2 separate regions of the Homo sapiens genome follow, and region 1 is linked to region 2. A link is an interaction called in ENCODE POLR2A ChIA-PET data of the cell type or tissue named here. Cell type or tissue: PC-9. All regions are shown on one strand. Each heading gives the region's core, and the rest is flanking DNA. Links, peaks and the distances in the headings are about the cores only. Region 1 overlaps BCO1 (beta-carotene oxygenase 1). Region 2 overlaps LOC105369213 (a long non-coding RNA gene).

Evidence for each region. ChIA-PET counts read pairs that join two places held together with the same protein. Peaks named below come from ENCODE experiments on the same cell type or tissue, not always from the same donor. Only the 100,000 strongest peaks of a DNase experiment are listed, where the experiment ranks them.
Region 1: POLR2A ChIA-PET joins it to region 2 with 24 read pairs; 2 of 35 experiments call an interaction of 5 or more read pairs at or near these places.

What each region holds. Positions count from the first base shown.
Region 1 is chr16:81,265,056-81,269,447 of GRCh38, forward strand. It overlaps BCO1 (beta-carotene oxygenase 1), which reads left to right. Exons shown (of 11, transcript NM_017429.3): 6 at 2,853-3,076. Among named protein-coding and RNA genes, the nearest start is that of BCO1, 29 kb to the left of the region's middle. In PC-9, for the core only: no CTCF peak of the experiment used is centred there; a DNase peak (open chromatin) is centred at 1,896; H3K4me3 peaks cover 478 bases; H3K27ac peaks cover 559 bases.
Region 2 is chr16:81,771,082-81,775,473 of GRCh38, forward strand. The region is part of intron 3 of LOC105369213 (a long non-coding RNA gene); the gene reads left to right. It also overlaps a transcript of PLCG2 not described here. Among named protein-coding and RNA genes, the nearest start is that of PLCG2, 6.0 kb to the right of the region's middle. In PC-9, for the core only: no CTCF peak of the experiment used is centred there; no DNase peak of the experiment used is centred there.

The DNA.
Region 1 (4,392 bases), core at 130-4,129, 510 kb before region 2:
CCATCCATCCATCATCTATTTACCATCCAACCATTCCTTCATCTACCATCCATCCATTCATGCATCTACTCACCGTCCATCTATCCACCATTCATTCAGCTACTCACTATCCATCCACCCACCTACCCACCATTCATCCACCTATCCATCACCCATCCACCATCCGTCCACCCATCCACCTATCCACCCCTTATCTAGCCAGCCACTCACCATCCATCCATTCATCCATTCACCCACCTACCCATCCACCCACACACCATCCCTCCATCCATCCATCTACCCACTATCCATCTACCCACCCATCCACCCATCCACCCACCATGAATCCATTCAACCATCTACCCATTCTCCCATCCATCCACCCATCCACCATCCATCCATTCATCCATCCACCCACCACCCATCCACCATCTATCTACCCACCCACCCGCCCACCCATCATGAATCCATTTATCCATCTACCCATTCTCCCATCCATCAACCCATTCACTTACCCACCATCCATCCATCCATTGAGCTTCCCACCCACCCATCCATCCATCATTCATCCATCCATCCACCCACCCATCCACCATCCATCCATTCATCCATCCACCCACACACCATCTACCCATCCATCCGTCCACCCACCATCCATCCACCATCCATCTACCTACCCATCCACCCACCCACCATGAATCCATTCATCCATCTACATGTTCTGCCATCCATCCACTCATCCACTTATCCACCATCCATCCATTGAGCCACCCACCTGCCCATCCATCCATCATTCATCCATCTACCCACCATCTATACACCCACCATTCATCCATCTATCCATCTACCATCCATCCATCCACCCACCCAACATCCATCTACCATGTGCATCTACCACCCATCTATTCACTCACCATCCTTCCATCCACCATCTATCCATCCACCCACCATCCATCTGTCTACTATCCACCGATTCATGCATGCACCCACCCACCCACCTATCGATTCATCCTTCCATCCATTCAGTTTTTCAGTCTCCTGACAAAACTTTCTATGACAAGGTTATGCCACCTACTTTCATTCCTAGCCCCTGCAGCCAAGTTTCCAGGGCTGTTTAGGGAGCTCAGTCCTGCTGGGATCCACTCCAGATCCCTGCCCTGTTCTCCAGGCCTTCTGGACCTTCTCCATGTGGGGCTGGGATCTTGGAGCAAAGCCCAGGCTGACTGTGATTGCATGATCCTGAGGGGGAGGAGGCGGAGGCTCTTAGCCCATGTTTGTCCAGGACCCTCCTGGGAACCACACCCAGGAGACCTAGGCCTGTGAGGACAGCTGACAGGACTCAGGAGACAGTGCAGAACTACAACGGTGCTTCCTCTGACCTTCTAGTTTAAAAAAAACTAGTTTCTGCCTGTGATCCTTGCTGCTCCCCCATCCCCCACTGTCTTGTAGAGCCCCCTGAGCAAACTACCAGGCACTGCCTGGAGATATGAGCCTTCGAGGTCAGAAGGTACACGGAGTGTACTTGCTAAATAGAACTCTCATTAATTAAGCCAGTAAAGGGATATAGGGGTCAAGCTCAGAATCCTAGAATGCCATACCTGGGGATTGTCTAGGCATTTGAGTTTGCCACCTTGTATTACAGAGGAGGACTGTGAGGCTCAGGGGATCAGATGACACACCCCAGTCACACAGCTCCCAGGAGCCACTGACATCCTGCAAGCAGAGATCCTCTGAGCACCTGCTCCATGCTGGCGGTGGCACTGCGACTCATGCCCCATCCTGCTCCTCCCAGGCCACAGTGCTTTTCGTTTCAGTTTGCATTGTGTTCCATTTGTTTTATAAAGACGATAACTATCCCACAACCCCACAGCATCCCTCCCACCAGCCAGCTGTTTACAGGGTGCACAGGTGGCCACAAGAGAGGTGGGGAAGTTTGCAGATAACTCATTATAAGCCAGCCGTAGGCCTGGGTGGGGAGGCCTTTTGACCAGCGAGTGACTCATGCTTGCAGAGGAATAAGAAAACTGAACACGTATTGAGCACCTTCCATGTTTGGGTGCAGGGCGAGGCACATGGATGACTGCTTTATTTCATTCTGTTCTCTACCTTCACTGTATGAGAGTCGTAATCCCTGATAAAAGAGGAGGAAGGCGAAGGGGGCTGTGTTTTCTTGGCTTAACCCTATGACTCTGACCATAATGATAGCCCATTCCACTAAGCCTCAGTTTCCCATCTATAAAATGGCCATTCTACAGCCCCGCTTGACTATCTGCATTTATATAAAACCCCTAATTATGGCCGGGCGCAGTGGCTCACACCTGTAATCCCAGCACTTTGGGAGGCCGAGGCGGGCAGATCACCTGAGGTCAGGAGTTCGAGAACAGCCTGGCCAACATGGCAAAACCCCATCTCTACTAAAAATGCAAAAATTAGCCAAGCATGGTGGCGTGAGCCTATTGTACCAGCTACTCGGGAGGCTGAGGCAGGAGAATTGCTTGAACCTGGGAGGCGGAGATTGAAGTGGGCTGAGATCGTGCCCCTACATTCCAGTCTGGGCAGCAGAGGGAGACTCTATCTCAGACAAACCGGTGGAGGCAGGATTTAGCCCCCAGGCTATAGGTGAAGACCCCTTACCTGGAGGGCTCCCTCTTGGTTCAGTGGTTTTCAGATTGTATATGGGGTGGGTGCTGAGTGGAAGGTCTCAGCCTGGCCCCCTGCAGCAGCTGCAGCAACCTTGTTGTCTGTCTACACGTTGCTGTTTAATGTAAAGGTTTTTTTCAGCAATCAAGTCAGTTTGTAGGTGATGGTGGTGTGGTCTTGGGGGGGCAGCCAGATCCTGCACAATTCCTGAGGCTTGCTTTTTGTCTTGCTAGAGGGCAAGAAGCAGGGGAAGAGCCCCTGGAAGCACACAGAGGTGTTCTGCTCCATCCCATCCCGCTCCCTGCTCTCCCCAAGCTACTACCACAGCTTTGGAGTCACCGAGAACTATGTCATCTTCCTTGAGCAGCCTTTCAGGTTGGATATTCTCAAGATGGCAACCGCATACATCCGGAGAATGAGCTGGGCCTCCTGCCTGGCTTTCCACAGGGAGGAGAAGGTGAGGTCTGGCTGGACTCTAGCCCAGTGGGTGCTGGCTGACCATGGAGGGAGGCTGGTGTGCAGGAGGGTGAAGTTTAAGGCAAGGAAGTGGCATGGAAGAGGGAGGAGGCTACCAGAGGCATCTACCCACCTTCCAGCAAGTTCTGAAGCTGGATGGTCCTTCAGAATGGCCCCCAGGCCTTTGTACCCCCACGGTGATGAGTTATTGGATGAGGCTGTCCAGGCAAGGGGGTGCCATCTTGGGCAAACATGGAAGCCCTGGCAGTCCCCATATGCCCAGCAGCAAAAGGAGTGAGTCCTCAGTCCTTATGGAGAGCTGGGCTCCTCCCCACCTCCGCCCTGTTGACAAGACCCCTTAACCATGTCTGCTACCAGTGTGTAGCGTTGGGGCGGTAGCGGCCAGAGGTTTAGACATTGTAATGACAGTATGTTCCACCAGACAGTTCAATAGAAACCTCTCCTTCCATTCAGGTACACCTGAGTGCTCAAAGTATGTATGCACGTATTGCATGCTTGTATATGCACATATGCATGTATATGTGTACATGTATATGTGCATGTATGTGCATATGTGTATGAATACATGTACGTGTGCATGGGTGTATGTATGTATTACTAGTGTTTATTTACTTGTTGGGTTTTTATTGTGGGGGGGTTGTTTTTGAGACAGAGTGTTGCTCTGTCACCCAGGCTGGAGTGCACTGGTACAATCACAGCTCAGTGCACCCTCAACCTCCCAGGCTCAAGTGATCCTCCCAAGTAGCTGGAACCAGAGGCACATGTCTCTATGCCTGGCTAATTTTTTGTTGTTTTGTAGAGATTGGGGTCTTGCTATGTTGCCCAGGCTAGCCTCAAACTCTGGACTCAAGTGATCCTCCTCCCTTCCCCTCCCAAAGTACTGGGATTACATGTGTGAGCCATTGCACCTGGTCTTTTTTTTTTTTTTTTTTTTTTTGCGTTGTCACTTCACTTTTGTAAAATATCCAGTAGTTCTCAGTGTTACCTATTCAAAGAATATACAAGTATAGAAAGCCATGTATAAAATCCTCCCCAACTCACTTCCCCCCTCCTGCCTCCCATCCACCCCCACGTCTGAAGGGAGCCACTGCTACCCACTGACACTGTGTTACTCCACCATCTCTGCCTTCACGTGCACTTTTAGTTTTTCTTTTTTTTTTTTTTCAGATAGAGTCTCACTCTGTCACCCAGGCTGGAGCGCAGTGGTGCGATATCAGTTCACTGTAACCTCCGCCTACGTATCAAGCTATTCTCCTCTCTCAGCCTCCTGAGTAGTTGGGATTATAGGCACACGCC
Region 2 (4,392 bases), core at 327-4,326:
AAATAAAAGGCCCAGATCATAAGTACAGAGCTCAGTACATTTTCATAAAGTGACTAACCCATGTGACCACAAGATCAAAACCTAGAACATCGCAGCCCTCAAGGTCCTTCCTTCTGCTGCCTCCAAGGCAGTGAGATTCTCTATTCTGACTTCTTTTTGTGTGTGAGAAAAAGTCTCTTTCTGTTGCTCAGGCTGGAGTACACTGGTGTTGTCACAGCTCACTGCAGCCTTAAACGCCTGTGCTCAAGGGATCCTCCCATCTCAGCCTCCCAAGTAGCCAGGACTATTCTGACTTCTAAAAGCACTGATGAGTTTTGTGAAACACAGCCTTGTTTTAGACAAAGCTTCCCTCTCTCTGGTGCTGTTGGAGAACTCTTGCTCATCCCTCAGGACCCAGTTCTGAGGTTACCTCCTCTGAGAAGTCTTCGCAGCTCCATGAGGCAGAGGATTAGCCCTTGCCTGATTTGTCCCTCTAATTCAGCTCTTGCCATTCTGTGATAGTAAATGCCTCTTCCTGCTGTCTCCCCATTGAGAGGTAAATAGGTCTAATCTATTTGCCTAATATAGGGTACAGTGGGTTGAATTGTGACCCCCCCCAACCCCCCACCCAAAAAAAACAACAACAAAAAAACTAAGTCCTAAACCCTGCACCTGTGAATGTAACCTTACTTGGAAATAAGGTTTGTTTTTGTTTTTGTTTGCTTGTTTGTTTGTTTTTTTGAGTTGGAGTCTCTCTCTCTTGCCCAAGCTGGAGTGCCAGGGCAGGATCTCCGCTCACTGCAACCTCCACCTCCTGGGCTCAAATGATTCTCCTGCCTCAGCTTCCCAACTAGCTGGGACTACAGGCTGTGCCTCTACGCCTGGCTACTTTTTGTATTTTTAGTAGAGACGGGGTTTCACCATGTTGGCCAGGCTGGTCTTAAACTCCTGGCCTTAAGTGATCTGCCCACTTCGGCTTCCCAAAGTGCTGGGATTACAGGTGTGAGCCACTGGTGCAAGGCTGGAAATAGGGTCTTTATGGAGGTAATTAAGTTAAGGATCTCAAGATGAGAACATCCTGGATTCAGGGTGGACACTCAATCAGAGGACTGGTGTTCTTACCAGAGAAAGGAGAGGGGTATTTGAGACAGAGAGCAGAGGGCCATGAGAAGACAGAGGCAGAGTTAGAGTGATGCAGCTCCAAGCCAAGGAGCGCATGATCACCACCAACCACAGAACCCGGGAGAAAGGCGTGGGGCAGATTCTCACCTAGGGCCTAAGGAGGGAACCAGTGCTGCTGCTGGCACCTTGCATTCAGACTTCTGGCCTCCAGAACTGTGAGATGATATATCTCTATTTTTTTTTAAGTCACCAAGTTCATGGTAATTTGTTACGGCAGCCTTTGGAAGGTAAGACACGGGGCCTGGTATTAAATAAGGGCTCAGTGTTTGTCCAATGAATGAAAGGGGCCAGGCACGGTGGCTCACGCCTATAATCCCAGCACTTTGGGAGGCCGAGGTGGGTGGATCACCTGAGGTCAGGAGTTCAAGACCAGCCTGGCCAACATGGTGAAACCCTGTTTCTACTAAAAATACAAAAAAAAAAAAAAAAGCTGGGTGTGGTGGTGCATGCCTGTAATCCCAGCTACTCGGGAGGCTGAGGCAGGATAACCAGGGAGGTGGAGGTTGCAGTGAGCCAAGATCATGCCACTGTGCTCCAGCCTGGGCAATAGAGTGAGACTCCATCTCCAAAAAAAAGAATGACTGAAAAGGCTAAGAAAGGAAGCTTGGCTTGCTGGTCTGTGGTGGGAACAAAAGGGAGACCTTCGGATGCCTTCTTGCTCTGTGCCAGCTGCCTGGTGCAGCCTATGACCACTGCAGGACCCTGCAGACTGCCTGCCTGACACCATCTCCCCTTGCCCCTGCCGACAGCTGCCCTGTTTGGCCACATACTCTTGGGCATCCTCTCATGATGTGGGGGAAGCTGATCCATCCTAAATATACTGCCAAATGTGGAAAATCCCATTTTCTTGGAGAGTGACTGAGGCAGAGCAGGCTTTGTGACCCATTTCTGGCCAATGAGACAGAGGGAAAGCATGCTGGGTGTGGGGGGGCGTTGGGAAAAGGTGTACTCTTTTCAGTCTCTTCCCTTTCAGGTCTGGTTGCCAGGAGTGGCAGATGTGGAAATAATCGGTGTCCCTGTTGACACACTTGAACTTCTCAGTGTACCTTGTCTGCACCCCAACCACTCCTGGGCTTCCAGCAATGTGAGATCATTGATAGCCTTTTTGTGGAAGCTGAATACGTCCTAGTGGAGACTCCAGACATGAGAACGAGGGGCTTTTGTCTTCAGCAGTGCAGATTGGGAAACTGAGGCTCAGAGACTATTACATTGTTGGAGACACAGGGGGGTAAGAGGCAGAGCTGGGATTCACACTGAGGCCCACCTGTCTCTGTGTCCCATGTTTTCAGCTGCTCTTGTACACTATTGCTCTTGGCTTTCAACTGGCTGTCTTGATTTTACATGAGGTTTGGGGCCTGGCAAATGCCTGGTTGCAGTCTGGTTCTTAGCATAACAGGGTCCGCATGTTGAGAGTTCATTGCAATGTAGTGACTACTGAGTCAGCTCCAGGGGTCCCATCTAACCAGGATCCATGCCCAGGACTTGGATATGCGTTCGCAGACTCACTCCTCCACAGCAGCCCTATTTACCAAAGAAGAAAGTGAAGCTTACAGCGGCTGCAAATGCTGTGCAGAGCTACAGAGAGTGAGCGACTGGGACTGGAACCAGCTCTGTCTCACTCCAAAGCCCCCTTTTTGTGTTCCTCCAACTACACTCTGTGCCCATCATGCAGGACTTTGATGGTTGCTGCTATATCCCTGGAGCCTGGGAGTGCCTGGCCCCTTGCAGGCACTCCGCAAATGTTTGTTGAATGAATAAATGAGCTCCACCAGGACTCCAGGTTAGAGGTGCTCAAAGCAAAACCATGGGTCGGGCACAGTGACTTATGCCTGTAATCCTAGCACTTTGGGAAGCTGAGGTGGGTGGACTGCCAGAGCTCAGGAGTTTGAGATCAGCCTGGGTAACACGGTGAAATCCCGTCTCTACTAAAAATACAAAAAAAAAAAAAAAAAAAAAAAAAAGCCAGGCGTGGTGATGCACGCCTGTAGTCCCAACTACTCAGGAGGCTAAGGCACAAGAATCACTTGAGCCCAGGAGGCAGAGGTTGCAGTGAGCTGAGATCCAACCACTGCACTCCAGCCTGGGCAGTAAAAAAAACAAAACAAAACAAAACCCACAAAACCATTAAACCGGGGGCTCCACCAAGCTGGCCACAATTTAAATAGCAGAGGGGTCTGCCCTCCCCTACCTCCAGAAGCAGTGAGGCCTAACCCCATTGAAAGCCCATTCTGGGTGGTACTTCCTCTCACAGAGGCCTGCCAGCCAGCAGCTGGGACTCGGCTCGTCGCCACGGATGTGTGCTTCTCTGAACAATGTTGGGAAAGGAAACTAGACTCAAGGGCTCCAGGGGGTTTTCTGGTCATTTTGGCTGTGGGGGTAGAGGGGTAGGGTTGGCGAGGTTCCCTGGGGCAGGGCGGTGGACCTCAGCCTGGTCACTGCCTTTGGAGGTGGTGGTGGAGGAGGGGAAAGGAGGTCTGGGTTTGAAATAACCCTCTAAGGGTGTTTTTTTTTTTTTGGTCAGGGTCTTACTCTGTTGCCCAGGCTGGAATGCAGTGGCACATGATCTCGGCTCACTGCCTGCAACCTCTGCCTCCTGGGCTTAAGTGATCCTCTTGCCTCAGCTTCCCGAGTAGCTGTGACTCAGGCTCACTCCACCAGGCCTGGCTAATTTTTAAAGTTTTTTGTAGAGATGGAGGTCTCATCATGTTGTCCAGGCTAGTCTTGAACTCCTGGGCTCAAGTGGTCCACCCTCCTTAGCCTCCCAAATAGCTGAGATTACAGGTATGAGCCAATGTGCCCAGTCCACAGATATTTTTCAAAACAGCTTTCTTGAGATATAATTCACATCCCATGCAACTCATGCATGTAAAGTGTACAGTACAGAGGCTTCAGCACATTCACAGAGCTGAGCAGCCATCGTCACAATCCATTTTAGAACATTCTTATCATCCCAAAGAGCAGCCCTGTACCCCTTATCTTTTACCTTCCGATAGGCCCGCTCTCTGCTTTCCTGGTCCTTGGCAACCACTGATCTACGTTCTGTCTCTGTAGATTTGCTAATTCTGCATATGCTATAGGTGGGTCTTATGATGGGGAAATTAAGTCCAAAGAGGGTGGCTGAGCAGCCCACAGCCATAAAACTAAGGAAGGGGCAGACTTGGAACTGGAGCCCAGATTCCTTGTTTCCAAGTTCATGCTTTCACAGGAGGTCTTCTTCTTCCCAGTAACAAT